Linked DNA regions of Homo sapiens: all the other regions are linked to region 1. Evidence: chromatin loops called from intact Hi-C (ENCODE). Cell type or tissue: endothelial cell of umbilical vein. All regions are shown on one strand.

The links. A loop is a pair of places that touch in the nucleus more often than their neighbours do. Peaks named below come from ENCODE experiments on the same cell type or tissue, not always from the same donor. Only the 100,000 strongest peaks of a DNase experiment are listed, where the experiment ranks them.
Region 2: a loop joins it to region 1, with 7 times the contacts of the local background. A loop is called at or near these places in 5 of 110 quality-filtered maps.
Region 3: a loop joins it to region 1, with 11 times the contacts of the local background. A loop is called at or near these places in 2 of 110 quality-filtered maps.

The regions. Positions count from the first base shown.
Region 1 is chr1:187,924,548-187,932,547 of GRCh38, forward strand. No RefSeq gene overlaps it. Among named protein-coding and RNA genes, the nearest start is that of LINC03121, 290 kb to the right of the region's middle. RefSeq lists an enhancer at 3,699-4,200. In endothelial cell of umbilical vein, a CTCF peak has its summit at 3,903; a DNase peak (open chromatin) is centred at 3,954; H3K27ac peaks cover 252 bases.
Region 2 is chr1:187,472,341-187,480,340 of GRCh38, forward strand. It overlaps LINC01037 (long intergenic non-protein coding RNA 1037), which reads left to right. Exons shown (of 3, transcript NR_132374.1): 3 at 4,680-4,882. Among named protein-coding and RNA genes, the nearest start is that of LINC01037, 33 kb to the left of the region's middle. In endothelial cell of umbilical vein, a CTCF peak has its summit at 4,491 (motif pointing right); a DNase peak (open chromatin) is centred at 4,511.
Region 3 is chr1:188,702,854-188,710,853 of GRCh38, forward strand. No RefSeq gene overlaps it. Among named protein-coding and RNA genes, the nearest start is that of LINC01035, 200 kb to the right of the region's middle. RefSeq lists an enhancer at 3,587-4,786. In endothelial cell of umbilical vein, a CTCF peak has its summit at 3,973; DNase peaks (open chromatin) are centred at 4,118 and 6,498; H3K27ac peaks cover 3,712 bases.

The sequences.
Region 1 (8,000 bases):
CTTAATTTTTCTCTGTTTTCTCTTTGCCATTTTAGTGTCAGAATTCTGTCCCAAGTCTGGAAACTAGAAAAGGATTCATTCAAATCGTGTTTCATAGAACAAACCAAATCAATCATCTAAGAACTGAGATAGGAATTTCACCTCAAGGCAGAATTTATTTAAGAAACAAGTTTTATGTGCTAAAATCTGTTAGATTCTGTAGGTGTAACTTTGACTAAAACTAAAATGATTCTGCCATTATTTAACGTAAAGGCAACGTGAGATGAAGGCCAATTACAAAGGATTGTGTTATAGATGCTAGAAAATTTTTAAAAAACAGCAAACTTTTTTCTGTATTCTCATGGCACTTCTCACACCAAATGTGTGTCTGTTCCATACTAAGCAAGTCTCCAAATCTTCAAATACTAATTGGTATCCTATAATTCAGTCTAATTCTGATGCTGTCTACCAGGAGTTAGTATAGATTCCACAAGTAAATGGATTAGTCCGTCAAGATTGGCTCCACTTCAGATGCCAGTCTTGAGCCCAGGCCTCCCCACTTCCAACCAACCAGCTGCAAATCAGGTCTTTCTACAACCCCTTTCTTGGGTTTGATAATTTGCTAGAATGACTCCCAGAACTCAGGGAAACACTTTACTTACATTTACTGGTTCCAGAACCTCTGTGTGTTCAATGACCCAGAAGCTCTCCGAATTCTATCATTTAGGATTTCTGTGTATGTTCCATCACACAGGCATGATTGATTAAGACATCAGCTATTGGTTATTGAACCCAATCTCCAGAGCCTCTCCACTCCCCAGAGGGCAGGAGGTGGGACTGAAATTTCCAACCCTCCAATCACATGATTGGTTGGCAAACAGTTCCCATTCTCCAAGATTCACCTCATTTGCATAAACTCAGGTATATTTTAAAGGGACTTATTATAAATAATGAGATGATCCTCTCACCACATCACTCAGGAAAGCCCAAAAATGTTAGGAGCTCTGTGCCAGGAACTGGGGAAGAAGACCAAATATGCATTTCTTATTATGTCATAATATCACAGGTGCTATTTGAGAGAATAATGGGATGCTATAAGCCCATTCTGACCATTTTCTTCCTTGGGAAAATTAATGTAGATTTCTCCAGATTTTTGGTTGTGTGCTCTGTTTGCCAACTAGCCATTGAAGTTCAATGTATTCATTCATTCATTCATTCATTCATAATTCACATTATATTTCAAAGAGTATTTAAACTTGTATTTTATGCTAGCCCCTATGCCAAGTGCTAGGTAAGATGATGACAAACTAAATAGGAGACCTCACCTTGGCTAATCCACAGTGTGGCATAATTGATATGAAGAGAAAGACCAGCTTGATATGTGAAAGGTTGACAAAGAAATTACTTTGATTATGTTGCTCTCTTATTTTGACTGTTTATCTGGAGATTGAATCTTACCCTTATAATGAATTTTCTTTGGTAAACTGTGGCTGAGTCAGCCCCAGCCGCTTCTCAGTTTCCTCTTCTGCCCCAGCTTCGTGTCCTCTTTCCCTATTCTTTCTAGTGTCCACTCTACCCCAATAGGCAATCAGTTATGTTCTGGTCAATTCTATCAAATCATGTACTAACTTGATTCACTAGTCACATCTAAAATAGAGTTTCACCAATCTCTAAAGAGTGGAATGATGTTAGAAAAAGTAAAGTAAGTTTTGTGAAATAAACAGAGCCAATAATAATATAAATCTATATGTAAATATATCTTATTTCACAAAATTTTCTTTAAAAAGGCTTTATGTTTATAAGCTATTTTGGGTAATATGTGTTAGAAAATCCTTATTCAGTGGAAATATTCGGTCTGCAATCCATTATTGGCATAGTGCTATGGCAGTGATAATAACTGGTCATTTTATTTGTGGTAATCATTTGAAAAATGTATGGAATCAACTTTGGAATTTCTGTATCACTTTACAGGCTTTGCATGTTAAAAAGGAATGTAGAAATTGATGCAATATTGGCCAATATATGCAATTCTGATGGTAGAGATGATAAATAGTCTTCCCAGTTTTGTATTTCCACTTATATCCTCTAAAATTATCCCTAAAAAATAGCTATTCAGTCAGTACATCACAGTCTTTGTGCATCTAGAAGTGGACATACGACTAGTGGTTTCTTGTTTTTTTTTTTTAAACTAGTGAAATATGAGCCAAAGTGACGTGTGTCATTTCCAGGCCAAGGTTTTTAAAAAAGTTGGTGTTCATTCCCCATACTTTTCCTTCAACAGCTAGAATTATATTAGATGTGGTCTTAAACAGAAGAAGCCTCATACCTGAATCACCACATGAAAAGCAGTGATCTGTGCACATCGAGCAATGCTTTGAACTCTGACATTAGCCAGAAATACTTTTGTTTTATTTCAGGTATTAGAGACTATATGTTATAGTACCTAGTATTACCCAAACTAACAACTCTCTTGGTACATACTGTGACAATACATTAGGAAGAATTGAAAATAAGGTTTTTATTCTTATTCAAGCAAAGCGAGTCTCACATTGTGAATAAACATTTTTGATGCGAGGGAAGGATTTGAAAGGATATTCTAGTGTGAAACAGCACTTTCTTGAGCTAGTCAGAGAGGGAGAAACAATTGAATTTGAGTTTTTGAAATGGGTATTTGAACTCTTAATGAATTGATGTTTTTCCAAAAGTATGTTTTATCAAATATGATTGGAAAACAATGCATTATGTATCCAACCTCTAGAGTTACATGTGCATTATCACATTAAAGGTTTTTTTGTTTTGTTTTGTTTTGTTTTGTTTGAGACAGAGTCTCACTCTGTTGCCCAGACTGGAGTGCAGTGGTGTGATCTTGGCTCACTGTAACCTCCACCTCCCAGGTTCAAGCGATTCTCCTGCCTCAGCCTCCTGAGTAGCTGAGACTACAGGCATGTGCCACCACACCAGGCTAATTTTTTTACATTTTTAGTACAGACGTTGTTTTACCATATTGGCCAGGTTGGTCTTCCAACTCCTGACCTCATGAGCCATTGTGCCCAGCCCAGATTAAGGGTTTTAAAGACCTGAAAGCAAACTGGTATTTCTTAATCTCAGCTTTTCAAACTTGCCTTACAGGGCAACTCTTTTCCCCTTGTAATACCTGTTAATATCTCACTGGAATATGTTTGGAGAGAAACATTGGAAGTACTCGCTGTAACTTACTCTGAAGTGAAGTTTAGCTTCACATAAGATTACCATTCAAGCTGATTACCAAATGTTATTGCTTGGAGCTACTTTTACAACAGGGAATGGTGGGTAACATCTAGGTCACAGGTGTCAGAGTTCAAGCATTGAATCCTGATTCTATCTCTCACTGCTAGCTGTATGAATGGGGACAATTTCCTCTGGTCCTAAATTTCCTCACTGTAAAATGTGTTTGTTATGAAAATTAAATTAGTTGATACACATAAAGATCTTATGTGTAGAGCACATAGTAAGCGCTCAACAAATATAGATGGTATCTGCACCTCTCTTTAAAAAGTCTAAAGCTACAGAGGAGTGAAGAATCCCATATATTAAAAACAAACAAACAGAAATGAAAACAAAAACAAAACAATCATCAGCTCAGAGGGTAAATGATATACCAAAAATGGATACACCTTTTTTGCCAAATAAAAACAAGAGATACATTATTGAAGAAGCAAGATGAAAAGAGAAAACAAAGTAAACAAAATCCTAGTACCATTTGCATGCTTGTAACATTTTCCCAGTGTTAATCCATTTTTTTCTTCTGTTTACCACTTCTTTCTCTTAAAATTACTGAAAAAAAAGAGCCTCCAAAATCCTCAAGAATGGTTGATACTTTGGAGAATGGAATAGAAAGAAAGTAGGAAGGAAGGAAAAGCTGCGAAAATTCTTCTGTGTTTCTCAGAGGAATGAGGCACGTCAGAAATGGGAGGCGGCAGCCAGAGGGAGCCCGTAGCTTAATTAAGTCTCACAGGAGACACTGTGATTGCATCTTAAGTGAGGGGAAGAATGAATACAGAATGGTTCCAGGGCAGTTTGTATCAACAGGGGACCCCTCCCCTTGTTTCTTCTCTCTGCCTTCAAAAGTGTTTCTTAAATACCAATATGTTGTCTTCAGCTTTGTCTTTTTTATTTTTTTTAAGTTTCAGAAAATTAAGAAGATTAAAAAATGAAATTTGTGTATAAGGGAAGCTCACTTTGGAGACATGAGATCATTTATTCTGGAAAATCAGTGTCTGGGGGAAACAAAAGCAGCAACAATAGTCAGGCAGACATTTAAGTGAGGCTTTAATCTACAGGCTCAGCACAGATGAAGACTGTGTATGAAACAACAGATCAAAAGTAGCCAGTCCTAGGCAAGAGACTTCACACAGCATAAAGTGTGTAGAGAATTTGCGACCTTGGAATTAGGCATGTATTTACTTATCTCTTAATGCACTGCATGGAACTTTACAACGAGTGGGAAAGCATGTGTTACAGGCATTGATCAAATATCTATCAACATGTCTCAATTATTTATCCATCCTATTTGAGCCAAACTATTACACTCATGCCAGACAGGGATAGGAAAATGACTCTGTAGTAACTGCAGATAAACAGCGAGTGCGATGTTGTGCATTTTATTTTGTGAATGGTGACATGCCATGTTAATCAAAATAACCACATTTCACCTTTCAGCTTTCTTTAAATTGAAGCCCTTGAAGTCTTTTTGGATCTTTTCTTTTCTCCTGGAGAGCTAAAGCATAGCTCCCTACATTTTCTCAGGTGTGCCTATGGTTGTAATTATCACTGTATGCTGATGCCACTGATTTTCTTCTTAGCCCAGTTTTGTTCTCTAGCTCCTGCATAATTTATTCAGCCATATCTATTCAGGTAGGACCAAAATAGAGCTCATGATCTCCAACCCCAATGCATTTACTTTGCAAATCAATAAGTTAGAAATTACCTATGACACCTCTCTGTCCCTCATCATTTACACAAAATTCACCATTGATTCCTTCTACATGTCATTAAATAGTCATTTGAAATATTAATTTCATGATTATGTAGTATTTTATCTTTGTTCTCGAATGTATTTAACCATCTTCTCTTCCGGGTATTTAAGCTGATTCTAAGTTTTCATTATTATATGTAATATATAAAATAATAAACATTCACTAATGTATTAAATAATATAGTATATAATTGATTTTATTAATTACTAATTATTTCCCTATTGATAATTTCAAACCTCCTAGAAGCCATAAGTTACATTCATAAAATTGGTCTTTAACAGGAAAAAAATGATGATGCCAAATGTTTTGATTACTTTTGAAATTCAAATAGTTGCAAATGTACTCATTGTTTACACATTTGTAAATGTTTTCATGAAAAAGTCAAGAAAATTTAATGTGTAAGAGACCCTTAACCAATATTAACATTTTAGAACTACATACATCATTACAGATTGCCCCTAAGGATCACAGGTGTTTCTTTTGTTGACTATATTAAAGAAGACACTAGCTTTGTTAAAATATTTCTTTTATATTGGAAAGAATATTTGGAACATATGATATAAAAGTGGGTGAAATACTTACAATCATATATCTGGAAATAATTCTCTTTATAACAAGTATCTACCAAGTACTAACTATGATTAGGAACTGTGCTAAGTGCTTTGCATGAGTTGTCTCTCGATGATCTAATGCAACTGGTACCATTATCATCACATTGTAGAGAAGAAAAATAACCCTCATGGTAAATATTTGTCCAAGGCTATTAATGACAAAGAGAACATGCTTTTAATATCTGAGTATCCTGCTATCACTTAGTATTGAAAAATATTATTTAGAATACTAGATACAACTAAATTCACAATTCACCACCTTCTGAAAAGAGAACCAGCTTCAGAAATATAAACAACAAAAATTATTTCATCTTGATTATCTACATCTTCTGTGTGAGTCAGTTTATTCATAATAACAGGTTTTATAAAATTGTTGTCATGAAATACTAATAATATATAATTATAAGTGAATTTACTAATGGGAGTAAATGCAGGACCAATACTTTTGTATATCTGTTTTCTTACGTGTAACAAAGTAACATGGAGAATTTATAGCTCTGTTATTACTTTACCAAATTTCTTGCTCTCAATTCCAAATTCTACTTTTTCTGAATTAGCACATTACCTTTCTTTTCATGAACAAGTAAACAAAGGCCAGATCGGTTATATTTCTTTACCAAGGCCAAGAACTTGAGTCAAAGACCCTGATACACATGCAGAATATAATCATTTCTACTCCCCATTGCATCCTGCTGTCACACATTAACATCTTGTTGACTAAAACTTGACTCATATGATGCTATGAAAAACCAGTAATTTTCAGATATTAAAATTCTCTATCACAGGAAAGTTACTTAAATATTTAAAAAGTAACTGCTCTTTTTTCTGTCTTCTACAGCTGCCATTTTCTGTAAATATTTATAATTTCATTAATTCTGTTTAAATCAGGAAGTCATCCTTCTGAAAAGGACTTTACTTAGAACTACAGGTTGAAAACTAAACATTTCCCACCACATAGATTTTTCTTTATGAAAATGTTACAGTTGAGAATATGAACAACACCTGACCTCTGTTATATTTGTCATTGCCCTGACTCAAGGAAGGGCAGACACTGAGTTTAAGTACAGAGAGCCTATAGTCAGGTATTTCTCTAGTATAACAATTCTTTTCATATTACATAAAGGATATGCCTTCACTTTGTAAACAAATCTGATTATATGGATAAAGTGACCAGCATCTGCTGAAATCCCCTTTCTAACTTACCAAACTTAGTGGTTTGTGTTGTGTACTTACAGTTCTATTTCTACACATTTGCATTTGCAGTGCATTTAATGGTCAAAAACACATACTATTGTATATTACTGTAAATAATATAATTAAGATGCAGTGTTTTATTACAACTAAATATAATTCAGTTTTTCTTTTATGTATACTCAGTAATATGTATGAGATCTTTCCAAATTAATATGTTTGGATCCATCATATTTACTTTTACTGCTACAGAGGAATGTCTGAAGTTTCTATTTCTGTTTTTTCTGGATTTCAATTCCTCCAATAAAAGTGTCCATCTTGTCATCTATTATACAACTATCCTGGAGGTCCATTTCTACTGTTTCTTATGTTTTTTCTGGTTTTTAATAATTTAATTTTACATTCTGGTATCATTGTTACTTTTTACTGAATGCCAGTCCTTTTGTGTTAAAAGAAAAAAAAAAAAGCTGGGAGTAATTTGTGACTCTGAATACTAACTTTCTCCAGAGGAAAGCTTAGCTTATTCCAATGAGGAATTGAGCTTACTCGTAGCTCTGTTTCAGTGGTTGTAGCATTTGCCTGTTTTGATGCGTCGTTACTCCTGGTATGTAATTGGTCACATCTGAAAGCCTGGAGAATTTGCCATGTCCCTTCTACCGTAGCAGGCCCTGAGATTGATTTTTTCTTCCATGCCCTGGAGACTGATGATAGGTCTACTTCGTTTTTCAGACCCTGTGCTGCTTTGGCACATGCCTCATGTTGAAAAAGTTTCAGTCACATCTCTTCATGCGCCTTCTTTTCAATATCTTCACTCTGAGTGCAAACTATCCGGGTAGATCTCTGATGCCTTGAAACATAAATATTTTTCTAGCTTATTTAGAGTTTATTGTGTATGTTAGTCCTCCACAGCCAAAGTTAAAGTACCTTCAAATGGCTTTTTAATACTTAAAAGGTGTCCTTTTCAAATAATATCCTAATCATGTACGATTCACAAAAATACAAATGTAGGCAATATTCTAAGTTGGATAGGAAATCATACATATCCACTGCCTTTAATATTTTAAGATTTTAAATTGTATATCATTTTTATAAGCAATATAGCAATACCTATCGAATTTTGGAATGCTCATATATATTGATTCAGTATTTTTTCTTCAAAATATGTATCTTAATTATTATATACACATACAAATGTACCATATAA
Region 2 (8,000 bases), 450 kb before region 1:
AAACAAAACAATATGTGTTATTTGTGAGCCGTACCACATGTTTGGTGATGTTGGAGAGCAATGTGCAAGGCAAGAAATGTTGCAGAGCAAGTTCGGGGGTAGAAAGATTCTAGAATGTGGAGGGTCATGTGGACTCTATTATATAATTTAGAATTTATTCTATAGATTATATAGACCCATGAGAGCACTATTTGTTTAGGTAGATTACTTTAGGGCTTTGAAAGGGATGAGACTAGAGGTGCAGAGAAACTATTTAGTATCGTGATGATGTAATCTGGGGAAAAAATGATACAGGCATAATTACCACTGGGCTATGGCCGTAATTTGGGAGTGAATAAGAAAATTGAGCCTAAATTTGCAGTTTCAAAAGAATAGAGATTAAAGGCAGAATAAATAGGGGGATTTCAACATATAGTGAAGTAAGGGTTTAAGTAGAGGGCACAGAAAGAAGAGCCCATAAAGATGACAAAAAAAAAATGATGAGAAAAACACTCCAACAATTAAGAGAGTGTTATAAAATCTAAGGAACAAGGAACTAACAAAGTTCTAATGATGTGGTAAAAATAAGAAAGATAGCTTTAACTATTAGATTATCCATCAATAACTTTGGAAAAACAGTTTCGGTGGAATACTATGGGTAGAATACAAATTTCTGTGGGTAGTGTAGTGGATAGAATTGGGAGTTGAAGACATGGAGATGCAGTATTGATAGTTGTGTCCCTGAGAGCACGTAGCCTGGACGCTGGATGTCCTGGATCCTCAGCTTGCCACTGGCCATGGCCAATGTTGTAGTGAGATATATTAAAAAGCAGCCAAATGGTTACGCATTATTATTGGCTAAAACTTTTACCCCAAACTCCAATGTATTCATCTACTGAAATAAACCAAATTGATGATGCAACTCCTCAAACGCAGACCTGCCTGTAAAAAGAGTTGGGTCAGTGAATTGTGGTGAGAAAGTGGGTATTAACTTCAGGAGTTGCACCTGTGATGAAAGAATAAGTGTGGAATAAAGTCATATATCAACACATTAAGTCCAAGTGTGGAATAAAGTTATATATCAACAGATTAAGACCAAGCAGGTGGGCTTTCTTTTTGTGGAAGGTGGGTTAGGAATGTTTATTTTTTAAATGTAGTGTTTTCTAAGCTATTTACAAATGTTAACTATTTAAGCGTTTTTTTTTAATTTAATTTGATGAGGTAGAAATTATTGTTGTAGACGAGTAAATAGAAACACAGAAAGAGTAAGTAAATTGCCCAAAGTCACTCACACATATTTGAGTAGAAGTGTCAGGATTTGAACTCAGGCAGTCTGGCTTCAGAGTCTCTGCTCTTCCATGCTGTAAATACACTATATTGTATAGGTTTTTTTAAATATGTATTTATTAATAAGGACATAGAGTAGTGAATTAAAGGCATCACTTGGAATCTCCTAAATCCAGTTTTGCTTAATAATAATTAAAGAGATCCTTTAATTAAGAACTTTAGGCCAGGTGCAGTGTCTCATGCCTGTAATCCCAGTACTTTGGGAGGCCACGGTGGGAGGATCACTTCAGGTCAGGAGTTCAAGACTAGCCTGGCTAACATGGTGAAACCTCATCTCTACTAAAAACGCAAAAATTAACTGGGTGTAGTGGAGCACGCCTGTAATCCCAGCTACTCTACTCAGGAGGCTGAGGCAGGAGAATTGCTTGAACCCAGGAGGCAGAGGTTGCAGTGAGCCTAGATTGTGCCACTGCACTCCAGCCTGGGCGACAGGGCGAGACTCCATCTCAAAAAAAAAAAAAAAAAAAGAACTTTAGACACACAATCACAGTTTAATTATAAAAAACTAAACTCACATCATATAATGAGTTCCTATATCAAGTTATCTATAATGTCAAAAATAACACACAGGGGCATTAAACTATTTATTCAAACCTAGCACTGAGTTTATAAAATAGATTACCTTCGAGAATAAGAAATCCAGGACTGGAAGAGAATGCAAACATTTTGGAATGAGCATTTAGAAAAATGAGACAATGTGATGGGGATTTAACTAGAGATTAGTATAAGGCATGTTAATCAGCTACGAAGTCTGACTGAGTCTGACCAGCATACATTGGCAGTGGACCAACTGGCCTGGCTTTATGACTCGACTTTCACTAGCAACAGTCAATAGAGCAGGAAGATATGTGCATATGTATCCATGTGTCTGTGTGTCAGGGGTTGAGGGAGCAAATGATCCTTTCTACAATCAGGGTTGCTGAAGGGAAAGGCAGTAAGGCAGATGGATAAGAGAGCAACTGGAATTTTAGGAATATATATTTACATAGTTTTGTACAGTTCAGTAATAATCCAGATAAATTGCTTAGGCCAGATGGTTGGTTTATCAAGCCATGCAGTGTGCCTTTTTGTATGCAAATGAAATGTCTACATATCAAGAGAGCCTTGGGCAGAATCCAAAATGGAGCAGCCAATTTGCCCTAAAAGGTGATAAATTTAGGACCCAGAGAGGAGAATACTGGAGGTTGACAATATTGTTTCCTAATATGTCCTAGTGATTTAATTTTAATAAATTGATGTGAACTTGCTGGTCATCTAATTGTTCTCTAATAGATGTATTGTAGAGACTTTTTTTTTTTGCATAAGTATGGCGCAGAGGAGGCTAATAAAACTAAAGTTTTCTGCAATTTTAGGTTGATTCAAACCATTTCAATTTCAATTTCTCAAAAGCTCATCATTGGGAGACAATTAAAGAGCCCCTAAATGATTATGAAATTGCAAATTATCACAATAGCCTCAAAGAAATGCCTATCAGATCAAAGTTGGGGAAGAAAGCACAGTTGAGTAGAATGAGAGAGAATCCTGAAGATAATGATTAAGCCAATGACGGCTACTTCACCTGAAATCTCTGCCACCCTCAATAAATGTGTGCTTTATCAAGTAATTCTTTCTCCTTTGACTAGGGTGGGATAGGGGAAAGGTGGCTCTCAAGTTGCTTCAAAAGAAGAGCTGGCAATTCAAATATTTTCTTGATAATTTAGGATTGGGAAGTCACGTTGCTGAGTTTTCTATGATTAGAAACTAAAGGAAAATTTGAAAGAGAGATAAAGTATAAAACAGCATAAATTATGGCTAAACAAAGGATTCCTTCTGGAAAAGGGAAGAGGATAGGGCAGAAATTCCATGAGTGACAGATCAAGCAGCCCCTGAAGTTGTTTTACAAAAAGAAATTAGTGATCTTGGTGAAGTGGGTTATCTAATCATTTTGGTAAACTCTTCGGTTCCCTCCCTTCTGAGCCCTTGCCACAAAAACTAAACATATGACCCAAGCCTCACCAAATATATTACTTCATTTGCCCGGCAACAATGATTGGTCCAAGGCATAAGCATGTGACCCAAGCAGGACCAATCACATTTTGTCCCCTGGGGTTGTTATTTGGTCATTGATAGGAGGAAATACTTTTACCCCTGAGGATTGCTAGACTGAGATGCTGGTAGTAATAGTAATCTTCCCTAGTCACTGGAGGTAGCCTGTGTGCAGTAGGAGAGAAAGAGATCTGTCCCACGGAAAGAGAAACAAAAGTCAAAATGCGAAACAAATGGAGAGGGGGTCTTCATTCCTATCCAAGAAGCTCTGACTGTGTAGCCTCAATTCTGTAAGCTACACTTGAAATCAGGTATTCTGACTTGGTTAATGACATCTTTCAGGTCCCAGTTTTAAGTCCTATACTCATCTAAACAAAATTAGCCACCCAAAAATCATGAGTCACTCCCCACCTCGCCAGTCACCCAAGAGTGTGTTCTTTGTAAAAAGAGCATCACTAAGTAAAATGGGAGCTTAAGAAATCAAATCATAGAAGGCTGTGGTCAGAAAGAAGAATTTCTGAATTGAAGAGCTTGATCACGCAGCAATTCTGAGAGATGGTGAGATCTAACAGAAGCAATGAGGTTGTTTAGATACTATCAATGCATACTTTCTGGGGTCATGAGAATGATATCTCAGAGACACGGGTAGAAAATGTCTTGTTGTTTCATTTAGAAAATCATTCAGAGGAAAAGGAAATTAGAGGTTAATAGGACCTAGCAATGAGGATTTTTAGACAATAGTATAGGAAATCAGAAGGGAAAAGCTGTTGAACCATAATGGAGGAGCAAAATACCAGATGAAGCAGCGATACGGTAATGAAATCTACAAAACACATTGAGTGTCAGGTACAGGCAGAACATTAGATTATTTCTATTTTAAATTTTATAGTGCAAGTGAAAAGTTGTTTGTTTTTGTTTTTCATTTTTGCTATTTGGGGTAACAAAGAGAACATTTATGAAGAAGAGAAAGACACTCCATTAGGAACAGAGTCTGCAGAAATAGTACAATTTATGTCCAGAGAGAACTTTGCTTGTGAGGGCTGCCTACTTGATGCGAATGTTGTTTGATGGCTATCACTTTGATTTCCACAGGAACCATAGAGATATTCCAAGACCAACGGTGTGGCTAAGTATAAAGTAATGGGGTCTCTAAATTAATGTCCACTTGGTGGCAGTAGACTGTGGTTTTTATTAATAACACTAGTCTTTAAATATATTTGTGGTATATTTAATTACCACTGAAATCTTAAGATTTTGCTACGCAAACTGTTATTTCCAATATGTACATATCTTAGAGAATCATTTATTGTAATTGTTTTCTTTTCCAGATGAGTCTATGCCCAGGACCACCAGATAATTGAGTCCTGTACAAAAGCTTCTGACTAAACAATGTGCTCTGGCTCAGGACTATACAGAGAAAAGACACAGTTTTTAAATTGATCGTTCAAAAGGAAACATATTTATGATATTTGCTCCATGATATGTATCTCTCATCTGTTAGCTCAGGCAGAATTAAAATGCTAGACAATAATGTTCCATGCCACTATGCTTACTCGGGTCTCTCACATTGGTGTACTTCTGGCACAAAGTCACATGACATTTGAGTAATAGCTGTCTCCCATGTGGACTTTACACCACATGATGTCAGGGGCCATTCATTCTATTCCAATTACATAAATCATAGATTAGGATAGGTCTTGGCAAGGACTGGGTACTATATGAATATTTTTGAGTAAATGTATGAGCACAAAATATTTTATGTGGTTATGTATCTAGTAAAACATGCAAGGCTAACATATCCTCTTTCATTAGACTTCAAGAAAACTCCAGCGAATATTTATCAGAAAAAGAAAACCAGGAAAAATGAAAGAAGTAATAAAATTAAAATCTCGTACAGACCAAAAATAAATGATACAGAGCATTTAGGTAGTCAGAAGCTGTGCTAACTGGTTTCCAAACAAGGTAAAGAACAGCCTGCTAGGAACACACTGTATCTCAAAGGGCAAAACAATAACGTCAAACCTTTCTCCTCTGCATTGCAAATACCATTTGCATTTCAATGACACTACACTCTAAAGAATATGCTCTACTAAGTTTGTTAGATAAGCCGCATGTGCTGTGTTTCAAATCACATAGTAATAAAAGTGTTCCAGTTCTTTGATAGATTTACGTAATTCCCTAACTGGACTACCATTGATTCCCCTTAAGAAAGGTATATAGACTCTCTATGAAAAATAGAGTTTCTTAAATCCAGCTTCCTATGTGGAAAGTATTATTACTTTATAGGAAAATAATTTCTAGCTGTTTTCCTGTTGTTCCCAAGAGTCTTTCCAATTTCTTTATATATCTGTCTTAGAATGTTCAATTTTCTCAAGCCCCTTAAAAAATCATTCTTGCTTTTCTACTCATTTCCACTTGTTAAACTTGACCCAGTTTTCTCTTGGTTTCATATTTTACCATTCAACTTTTATTCCACTCTCTACCCTCTCCAACTCCCCTAAATAAATTGTTTTTTCAGGTCATAATACCCCTATTTGTTTTTCCTACACAACGGGTAAGCTCAGATGGAACATTATCGAATGGTGAAAAGCATAAGTTTGTCTTAGGACACAAAGTTTCTAACAAAGATTGATTCTTCTCATATGAAATAACTGCTTCTTTATACTTTTCATGGCATTTTAGAATACAGGGTAGGATTGCAGTCCCTGAAATGTACCAATTCTGAATTAAACTAATTAATTAATTAATTTTCTTAGCACCCCACAGAGATTGTGCCATCACTTTTTTGTATCATGCTGCCCCTGATTTTCCTCCTAGTGGGCCCGAAACATCCATCTTTCCACGAGTGTGGTCAGGAGATTAGGACTGTTATAAATGAAGTGCAAAGAGATTTACTATTCCAAGCAGAATTTTGCAGTCAGTAAGATGTTAAAGATTATCTAAAGAATATCAAGTCAAATCCAGAAGTCTCAGCTGAAGGTGTTTCTTCTTTAACATACAGATTTTATACTGCCCATCAATGAGGGTAGGCCTTGGGACAGATTTATTCTAAGAAATGAGGATAGAGTAGAGAAAGAAAAAGTCTGAAGCTCTTCTTATGGGGCTGCAGAGCTGGGAGACTTTCAGAAATATGAGAAAGGAAATAAGAGAGGCAGATGACACATGAGTTTTCATGTTTTCTCTCCAAACAGATAGGCAGTCTGGAAAAGCTAAGGATGTGGGCTTTTGACTAGAATAATGTTTGGGACTCTGAAAGGGGTTTGCCTTGGATGACTGCCCTGCACAGCTTCAAGATGGCCACATCGGGGGAAACACAGTGGCACAGTGTGGTGACAGAGGGCTGATGTTCAGTATCTGAGTCATTCTTCATGTGTGGCATGAATAGAGCTATTTGTTCTAAGGAGGGACTTTGGAGGTGGCTAAATGGAGTTGGATAGTCTGCCATGTGGCCAGTTTTGTTGGTGATTCTGCAGATGAACTACCTGCACCAGGAGTCTGAGGGAGGATGTTACAGGAATGCAGAGAGGTCTACAGTACAAGTAGGAGTTAAAATGAGGTCAACTCTCAGCCTGGCATGGTGACTTGGGCCTGTAATCCCAGAATTTTGGGAGTCTGAGGTGGGAGGATTGCTTGAGCTCAGGAGTTTGAGACCAGCCTGGGCAACATAGCCAAACCATCTCTACAAAAAATAAAAAAATTATGTGAGTGTGGTGGTGAGCACCTGTAGATCCAGCTACTTGGGAGGCTGAAGTGGGAGGAGTGCTTGAGCCTGGGAGGCCAAGGCTGCAGTGAGCCATGATTGCATCACTGCAGTCCAGCCTGAGTGACAGAGCAAAACCCTGTCTCAAAAAAAAAAAAAAAAAATGAGGTCAACTCAGCCACTGATTACTGCTAGATGCTGACCAAGTTAGAGAGGACAACCCAGTGGATTAAACCTTTCTCCAAATTAAGCCACATTGCTAGCATGTCAGTGATGATCAAGAGGTCAAAGTAGTGAGTGAGGGCTAAAGAAGTGAGAGCACACTTAATATCAGAAATATTTCAGTCCATGGGCAAAAGGATATTCTTACCATGGGTAAGAGGAGGAAGTTTGCAGAAATCTGAAACACTGAAACAATTCTCTTAAAGACACTGGGAAAGGCTTCAGTGTCCAAACTGTTTTAAACCAAATGAGTCTGTTTTTAATTTTTTCTCCAACTGGAGAAAATTGAAAATTGTTTTGGTTGGGGCCAAGGGTGAAGGAGTCTTGAAGAACATTGGATCAGATATACCAAATGACCAATTTGATAGATTGATTGATTGACTAATTTTTTTTTAAACTTTTAAGTTACTATGGGAGTAAATTCATTACTTTGCTACAAATGTTGTGGGAAAGTGGACAAGTCAATGCACTACTGTGAATACTTATTCACTAATTCACGTTTCCATTTGGAAAAATAAAGGAGTTGGGCTGCATAATTCTTAAGGTCTTCTTTAGTTGAGAGAACCTATATGTATTTATAGTCTGTCCTTCTTATGTAGAGAACACGAATGTCTAATTATTTACATTTATTTTTATGATAGAATTAAAACGATGTATTAAGCTGGCCTTTTTTCAGACATACTTGCAACCAGAGTCATCAATTTTGAAGACAGCAACCAAGCCAAGC
Region 3 (8,000 bases), 780 kb after region 1:
ACTGGGTAATTTATAAATAAACAAAATGTATTTCTTCCAGTTCTGGAGGCTGGAAAATCCAGAGTTAAGGGAGTGCATCTGGTGGGAACTCCACAGAGTCCCAAGGCAGTACAAGGTGTTATATGAGGAGGGGCCTGGGGATGCCAGCTCAGGTCTCTCTTTTACCCTATATAAAGCCACTAATGCCAATCCCATAATAACCCATTAATTCATTAACCCATGAATCTATTCATCTGTGAGTGAATTAAGTCATTAAAGACAGCAGGAACCCCATGACACAGTTATCTGTTTAATACCTCGCCTCTCAATACTGCCATATTGAGGATTAAATTTCAACATGCATTTTGGAAGGGACAAATATTTAAAGCATAGCATTCTGCCCATAGTCCCTCAAGACTCATGTGCTTTTCATATTCATCTAATCTCATTGCCCTAAAGTCTTAACGCGTTCCAGTACCAAGTCAAAAGTTTAAAGTTCAGAGTCTCCTTCTGTAAACCTGTAAAATCAAAATAAGTTAGTTACTTCTAAGACACAATGATAGTACAAGCCTGGCATAGGTATTCCTATTTCAAATGTAGGAAATAGGCAAAAGAAAGTAGGAACAGTCCCCAAGCAAGTGCAAAACTCCAAAAGACAGACATTCAATCTTAAAGGAGGAGAACAATTTCTTTTGACTCTATGTGCCATTTCCTGGACAGACTGGAGGTCAGGTGCCCAAGGCCTCAAGCAACCCTGTCCCTACGGCTTTACTGGGTGCAGCCAACACAGCTGCCCAAACAGGCTAGAGTCAAGTACCTGAAGATTTCCCAGGCAAGTATTGCGTATTGCCAGTGACTCTACAGTTCGGAGGTCCTGGTGGCAATCCTACTGTCATGGCTCCACTAGGCACTGCACTAGTGGTAAGTCTCTGACCCTGCCTTTCCATTCTGTTTCACTTTATTTGGGTCTCTCTATGGTAGCTCTGCCCCTGTGACAAATCTCAGGCTTGGCTCCCAGACTTTCAGTGACATCCTTTGAAATCTGCATGGAAGTTGCCTGACCGCCATAGCCCTTGCTTTCTGTAAGCCTGAATAATTAACACCATGTAGGTGTCCCAAGGCTTATGGCTTGTATCTTCTTGAGTGAAGGGTAATATCAGTCTCTACCTGGACCTATTTATGCAACAGCAGGTGTGGCTAAGAAGCACTGGATGGGATTTCAAGGAGCAGAATCTCAAAGTGGCTCTGGAAAGTAAGCCTATGGAGCAAGCTGTGGACCTATGCCCCAAACCATCCTACCCTCCTAGGCTTCTGAGACTGTGATGAGAGGGGAAGCCTCAGAGTTTTCTGAAATGCTTTTGGGGTCTTTCATTGTCTCTAGAAATTGCAGCTGGCTCTCTTCTTTTTTTTAAATTATTGATTCAAGGAGCACATAGTCTTCTTAGTTACATGGGTATTGTATGTGTAATGGTGGGGGTTGGCCTTTTAGTGTACCCATCACCCAAATATTGAACACTGTATCCAATAGAAGCATTTTCAGTGCACACATCCTTCCTACTCTCCCCTCTTTTGGAGGGAGTCCCCATAGTTTATACTCTTCATTTTTGTGTCCCTGGGCTAATTCCATTACCAAATGATCCCTGGGCCACATCCTTGGTTTCCTCTCCTGAACACAGGTGTTCACTATTTACATGACCAAGCTGAGAGTTTTCTAAACTTTTTGTTCTGCTTCCATTTCAGATTATAAATCTATCTTTAAATTGTTTCTTTGCTGCTGAATCAGTGCAAGCAGCCAAAAGTAAACGTGCAGCTCCTTCTAAATTTTGCTTAGTAATTTCCTCTGCTAGATATGTTAGTATTCATCTCTCTGAAGTTCATCCTTCCACAAAGCCCTTATGGACATAGTTCAGACAAGTTATTTGCCAATTTATAACAACATAAAGCTGGTCTTTACTCCAGCTTCCAATACCTTGGTTCCTCAGTTCTATCTGAGACCTGGTTAGAATGGACTATAGTGCCTATATTTTTATCAGATTTTTGGTCACAACTAATTAACCAATCTTTTTGAAATTTCAAACTTTCTCTAGTCATTTTGTTATTTTTTGATCCCTCACCAGAGTTACCCTTAATATACTATTTAAGTCAATGCGGGGTTTTTCTAGCCTTATCTTCTAAGCTCTTCCAACCTCTACCCATTATCCTATTCCAAAGCTATCCCACATTTTCAGATATTCTTTAATAGCAACAGCCCCATTATCAGCACCAATTTTGTGTCTTAATCCATTTTACTGTTGCTTATAACAGAGCACCTGAAACTAAGAAATCAATAAGGAAATTAAATTTGTTTCTTACAGTTATATAGGGTGAGAACTCTGAAGTTGAGAGACCACATCTGGTAAGATTCTTCTGGGTTGTGGGAACTTTCTGCAGAGTCCTGAGGTGGTACAGTGCATCACATGGTGAGAGGACTTATACAGTGAATTCAGGTATCTTTCTCCTCTTATGAAACCACTTACAGGCCACTCCTGTAATAATCCATTAGTAAACTAAGCCACGAATCCATGAATGGATCAATTCACTCATGAGAACTCTTCTCTTATCACCCGATTACTTTTTAATAGCCCCACAACTCTATACAGCCTCACTGGGGGTAAAATTTCAACATGAGTTTTGGAGGGGACAAATATATAAAATATAGAATTTGGGGTTTTTTTTCAGTATTGCTCTATCTACACCCATTATTTCTGTTTTGAAAAAAAAAAAAACAAAATGTTTCCTATGGTTGCCTATTATCTCTTTTCCATGCCATTTCATCCATAATTTGATTAGGATTTGGATGATCAAAAGATCATCCTTTCTGCAGTCCCTTGAACATCCTGTGCTCCACACTTCACTGGGAATTTTCTCATTTTCTCACTTTGCCTAGAATATTCCCACCCGATTTCTCTTTATTCTGGCCAACAGAAGGTTTCATATAATAATATTTCTTCAGAAAGGATTTCTTTTTGTTTCATAGATACCTCTCTCGTATAGGTTGACTTGGCATCCTGCAATCTTCCTTTCATATTACTCTTCAGTGTTAACGTTTCTCAATAACTTCTTGTTGCATTAGACTATACATATGATAAGAGCAAAAGCCATATTCATATTGTTCATCACTTTATCTCAAAGGACTAGAAAGTGACTAGCCTAATAGGAATGGATTTTTAAGTCCATAAGTTATAAATCTAAAAGTTTGGATTTAAAACTTTGGAGATTGAGTGACATTAGGCAATTAGAAAACAAAAGTCCTACCTAAAGAATAAACTGTCTCAGTTCACTTTTTGCTGTTATAACAGAATACCACAGATTGGATGATTTATACACAATATGTTTATTTGGCTTGCAGTTCTGGAGGCTGGAAAGTCCAAGATCAAGAGGCCAATTCCGGTGAAGATCTTCATTACCTATCACCTGTGGGAAAAAGGGGATGAATTCTTGAGACCACTGACCCACTCCCATGATAACTGCATTAATCCATTAAGGAGAAAGGATCTAATCACCTCTTAATGATCCCATCTCTTAATACTGTCACAATGTCCATTAAATTTAAACCCGAGTTTTAGAGAGAACATTCAAACCATAGTAGTGACTGAAGGTATATGAATCTGAGACTTTGGATTAAAAATTTGAACGTAATCAAACTTCCATTGAGACTAATAAAAATATAAAAGAGAGAGAGATGAAGAAAAAGGCACTTATACACAATATCATAAGTAAATCACTCAATATTTAGCCAATCAAAAATGAAATTTAAACAACAAACTTTTCACTTATCAGCATGAATAAATCTTACAAACATATAATTCATCAAAAAATTTACCCTAAGTAATTATGTTTAGAAACAAATAGAACTTAATATTATTCATAAATGTTTAAAATCTTTTTATTTTTGAGACATGATCCCACTATGTTTCCCAGGTTGCAGTACAGTCATATAGGGTAATCATAGCACACTGCCTCTAGAGGAGCCAGAATTATAGGTATGCGCCACCACACCAAGTAAATCCATAAATTTTAAATCGTGCACTGTTCTGAGTAGCTTGATAAAAATCTCAGTTACTGCTGCATCATGTCCTGTAAGTGAATCATCCCTTTGTGTAACTTATCCATGTTACGTGCTACCAGCCCCTTAGTCACTTAGTCATCATCCAGGTTATCAGATTTATTGTTGCAGTACTGCAGTGCTTGTGTTCAGGTAACCTTTATTTTACTTACTAATGACCCCAAAGCACGAGAATAGTGATGCTGACAATTTTGCTATGCTACAGAGAAGCCATAATGTATATTTCCTTTAACTGAAAAGGCGAAAGCTCTTGACTTAATAAGGAAAATAAAAAAATATATGCTGAGGTTGCTAAGATCTGTGGAAAAAACAAACCTTCTATCTGTGAAATTTTTAAAAAGGTAAAATAAATTTCTGCATAATATATATAGGGTTCAGTACTATTTGCAGTTTCAGGCATCCACTGGGGATCTTTGAACATATCTTTGGTGAACAAAGGGGGACTACTGTATAATAAATATGTATATATAAATATAGAAAAACACATATTAGCTATTTATGGGAATGGTAAACACTAAGTGTGCTGCCACTGCAAATTAAGGAAAAAAATTACAGAGAGGTGCCGAACAGAATTCAACTGTATCTTTAATGTTTTATGTATTAAAACAAAAGAAAACATGGATTTTAAGTATATAAGGCTTAATATTAGCAGTTGTAAAATGATTGGATAGTTTATGGATGTCATTCACATTATTCTCTATAATAGTCTAAATATTTGAAATATTTTACATTTTTAAAATTAGATAAAACTACACTTCCAAGAAGATGCATTAGATATATTTTCCCCTGTTCTTTCTGATATGTGCTGCTGAAAACTCTTGGTATTATGTATAAAATATAAGAAGACCCTGAAAGCTAAAAAGAAGTCACACTGGTTAGGGGTCTCAGAACAAAAAATTTGGAAACACAGTAAGCTTCCTGAGTATTATTTTTGCCTCATATATTTCATGCAGGATGCTGGAGAAGCCTAGAAGCAGACAAATGGACGCAGACAAAATAAGCCCCTCAAAAGCCTGTTCCTTTGACACAAACAAATAGGAAAGGGAAAGCCTAAGGAAACAGAGGTTTGAGAAAGTAACCTTTCTGTTACCACCAGACACCACCAACAATTGTCAAGTTAGTGTCCTAGACTTTCACATTTGCCAGGTTATAAAAAGATGTCCCAACTCCCCTGCTGGGGAGGTTTTGAAGGGGGCTGCATAGGGAACTGGAACTCTATCTCCACCAGGTAATAGCCAGCTCCAGTACTACGTCTTCCATGATGGCAATGGAAACCATGCAGAGAGCCTGGACTTTCACCCTCACCAGCATTAACAAGGACTCCCTCTCCGTCCCCAGTGTCGAGTCAGAGGACGTATTGGATAGAGTCAATACTTTCACCATCACCAGAGGGTAATAACACCATTCCCACTGCAGTATCAGTGGAGACTACTTAGGGAGCAGTGACAAGACACTTCCACCCCTCTTAAACAGCAAAGCATCATTGGATACCTGGTGGGGAACAGGAACTCCCATCACTGTCTAAGGTAACAAGGCATCATCCCCTTTGGTCTCAATGGAAACCCATTGGAGAGTCTGAGTTGCTATCGTCACCTAGTTATAATAAGGTGGCTCCTCTTCCCCAGCTGAAGGCATGTCAAATTATACAGCTAAAAAGAAAATATGCAAATAAGATTGAGAGTCTCATAACACAACACAAAAATGTCTTGATTTTAATAAAAAATCTGGTGTTATACAAAGAATTAGAAATATCTCAAACTGAATGGAAAAAGACAAGCATGGCAAATGCCAAAGTGACAGAGATATTAGAACTATCTGACAAAGAGTTTTAAAGCAGAAATCATAAAATGCTTCAATGAGCAACTACAAATGCACTTCACCCAACTGAGAAAAAAAATAGAATGTGTTATTAGAATAAAAATGGACACACTTGTGTTAAAAACCCTAACAAATGGAGGTGGAGAAGGCTGCAAGGGGAGGGTTTTCGTGCATGCATCCATAATAACAAGAACTATCACAAAAGACTGCAAACACCACAACCTTGCACAAAGGCCATCACAGGCTTACACACAAATAATACTTCTGTGAGGATATCTGCTTGGCAACTGCCTGTGCAGCCTTAGCCTGGTGCTATCCTTGCTATTAACCCTATAATTATCTCAAAATAATTATATAACCCTTCCCACTTTCTCTTTAAGAACCTTTGTCTTCCTTTACCTCCCTGAATATGCTCATTATTTACTATGACATGTATATTCCCATTGCAATATTCACTCTCAAATAAAAATAATTTCTTTTATAGAGGCTCTCTCTGTTCATTATCGAGGCTTTGACAAAAGCCTAAAATAGCTCTTAGATCCATACGAGAATTGACATCACAGAGCAAACAGCTGCCAAGAAAACTGAAGAGAGCGGAAAATACATTGTATTGTTTGTGGGGAGAGGAGGAGGAGAAGCCTGCTGCTGTAGTAGTATAAGTGCTAGAACCAAAGTGAGGACTGCCTGAAGAGTTAAAAACTCCCAGGACCCATTCCTGGTCTGGGGTGGGAGTGAATCCTATATTTTTTAAAGTTTTTTCCTCTGGGACCTTCACCAGGTTCTCATTGTGAGGATCAGAGGAAAACTTTGTCATGCTTTGAGTAGAAGAAAAAAAAAAGTACCACCAGAGGCTTTGGTCTACTGGGAAACACACACACACGTACACACACACACACACACAGAGAAAGAGAGAGAGAGAGAGAGAGAGAGAGAGAGAGAGAACCCCCTCTAAAGACTTAGTTGTATTATTGTAGAACACTTCTCCTCCCCAGTATCTTACCACTACAACAACAGAGCTCCAGGATAATAACGGTGAACCACAATTGAACAAGCTGCAAGACACAAAATCCATTTATGAAATCTCCAGGGAAACTCAAAGTTAACAGTGGAGAAAAAGCAAGGACACTAGATACTATTGAAGACTGATATCTACAGGTATAACAAACACTAAACACTTTCTAACTCCTAGTTAGATAAACATAAAATTTCACACTAAAGGACTGTTTATCTCAGTTCCTACTACCTGATGTCACATGTCTGGCTTTCAATAAAAAATTAAACACAAGCATGCTAAAAGACAAGAAAAAAATACAATCTGAAGAGAGGAAGCGAAGCAAGCATCAGAACCAGATTCAGATACAGCAGAGACATGAGGGTAAAGAGAACCAGGAATTTAAAATAACCGTAATTAATATGTTGATGGTTCTAAAGAAAAATAAAACAGCATGAAAGAACAGGTAGGTAAGGTAAGCAAGGAGATTGAAACTCTAAGAAAGAATAAAAAGAAAATCCTAGAGGCTAGATGAGGTGGCTCACACCTGTGGAGGCCAAGGCAGGCAGATCAACTGAGGTCAGGAGATCAAGACCATCCTGGCTAACATGGTGAAACCCTGTTTCTGCTAAAAATACAAAAAATTAGCCAGGCGTGGTGTTGCGTTCCTGTAATCCCAGCTACTCAGGAGGCTGAGATAGGAGAATCACTTGAACCTGGGAGGCGGAGGTTGCAGTGGGCCAAGATCGTGCCATTGCACTCCAGCTTTGGCAACAAGAGGGAAACTCCATCTCAAAAAAACAAAACAACAACAACAAAAAAACCCACAAAAATTAGCCGGTGTGGTGGCAGGGGCCTGTAGCCTCAGCTAACTGGGAGACTGAGGCATGGAAATCACTTGAACCAGGGAGGCAGAGGTTGCAGTGAGCCAAGATTGTGACACTGCACTCCAACCTGGGTGACAGAGCAAGACTTTGTCTCAAAAATAAAAATAAAAAATATAATAAAATGTTAGAAATTAAAAAAGAATTGCACAGAAATAAATAATTCCCTTGATGACTCACCTGTAAATCAGACATGGCCAAGGAAAGAATCAGTGGGCTTAAA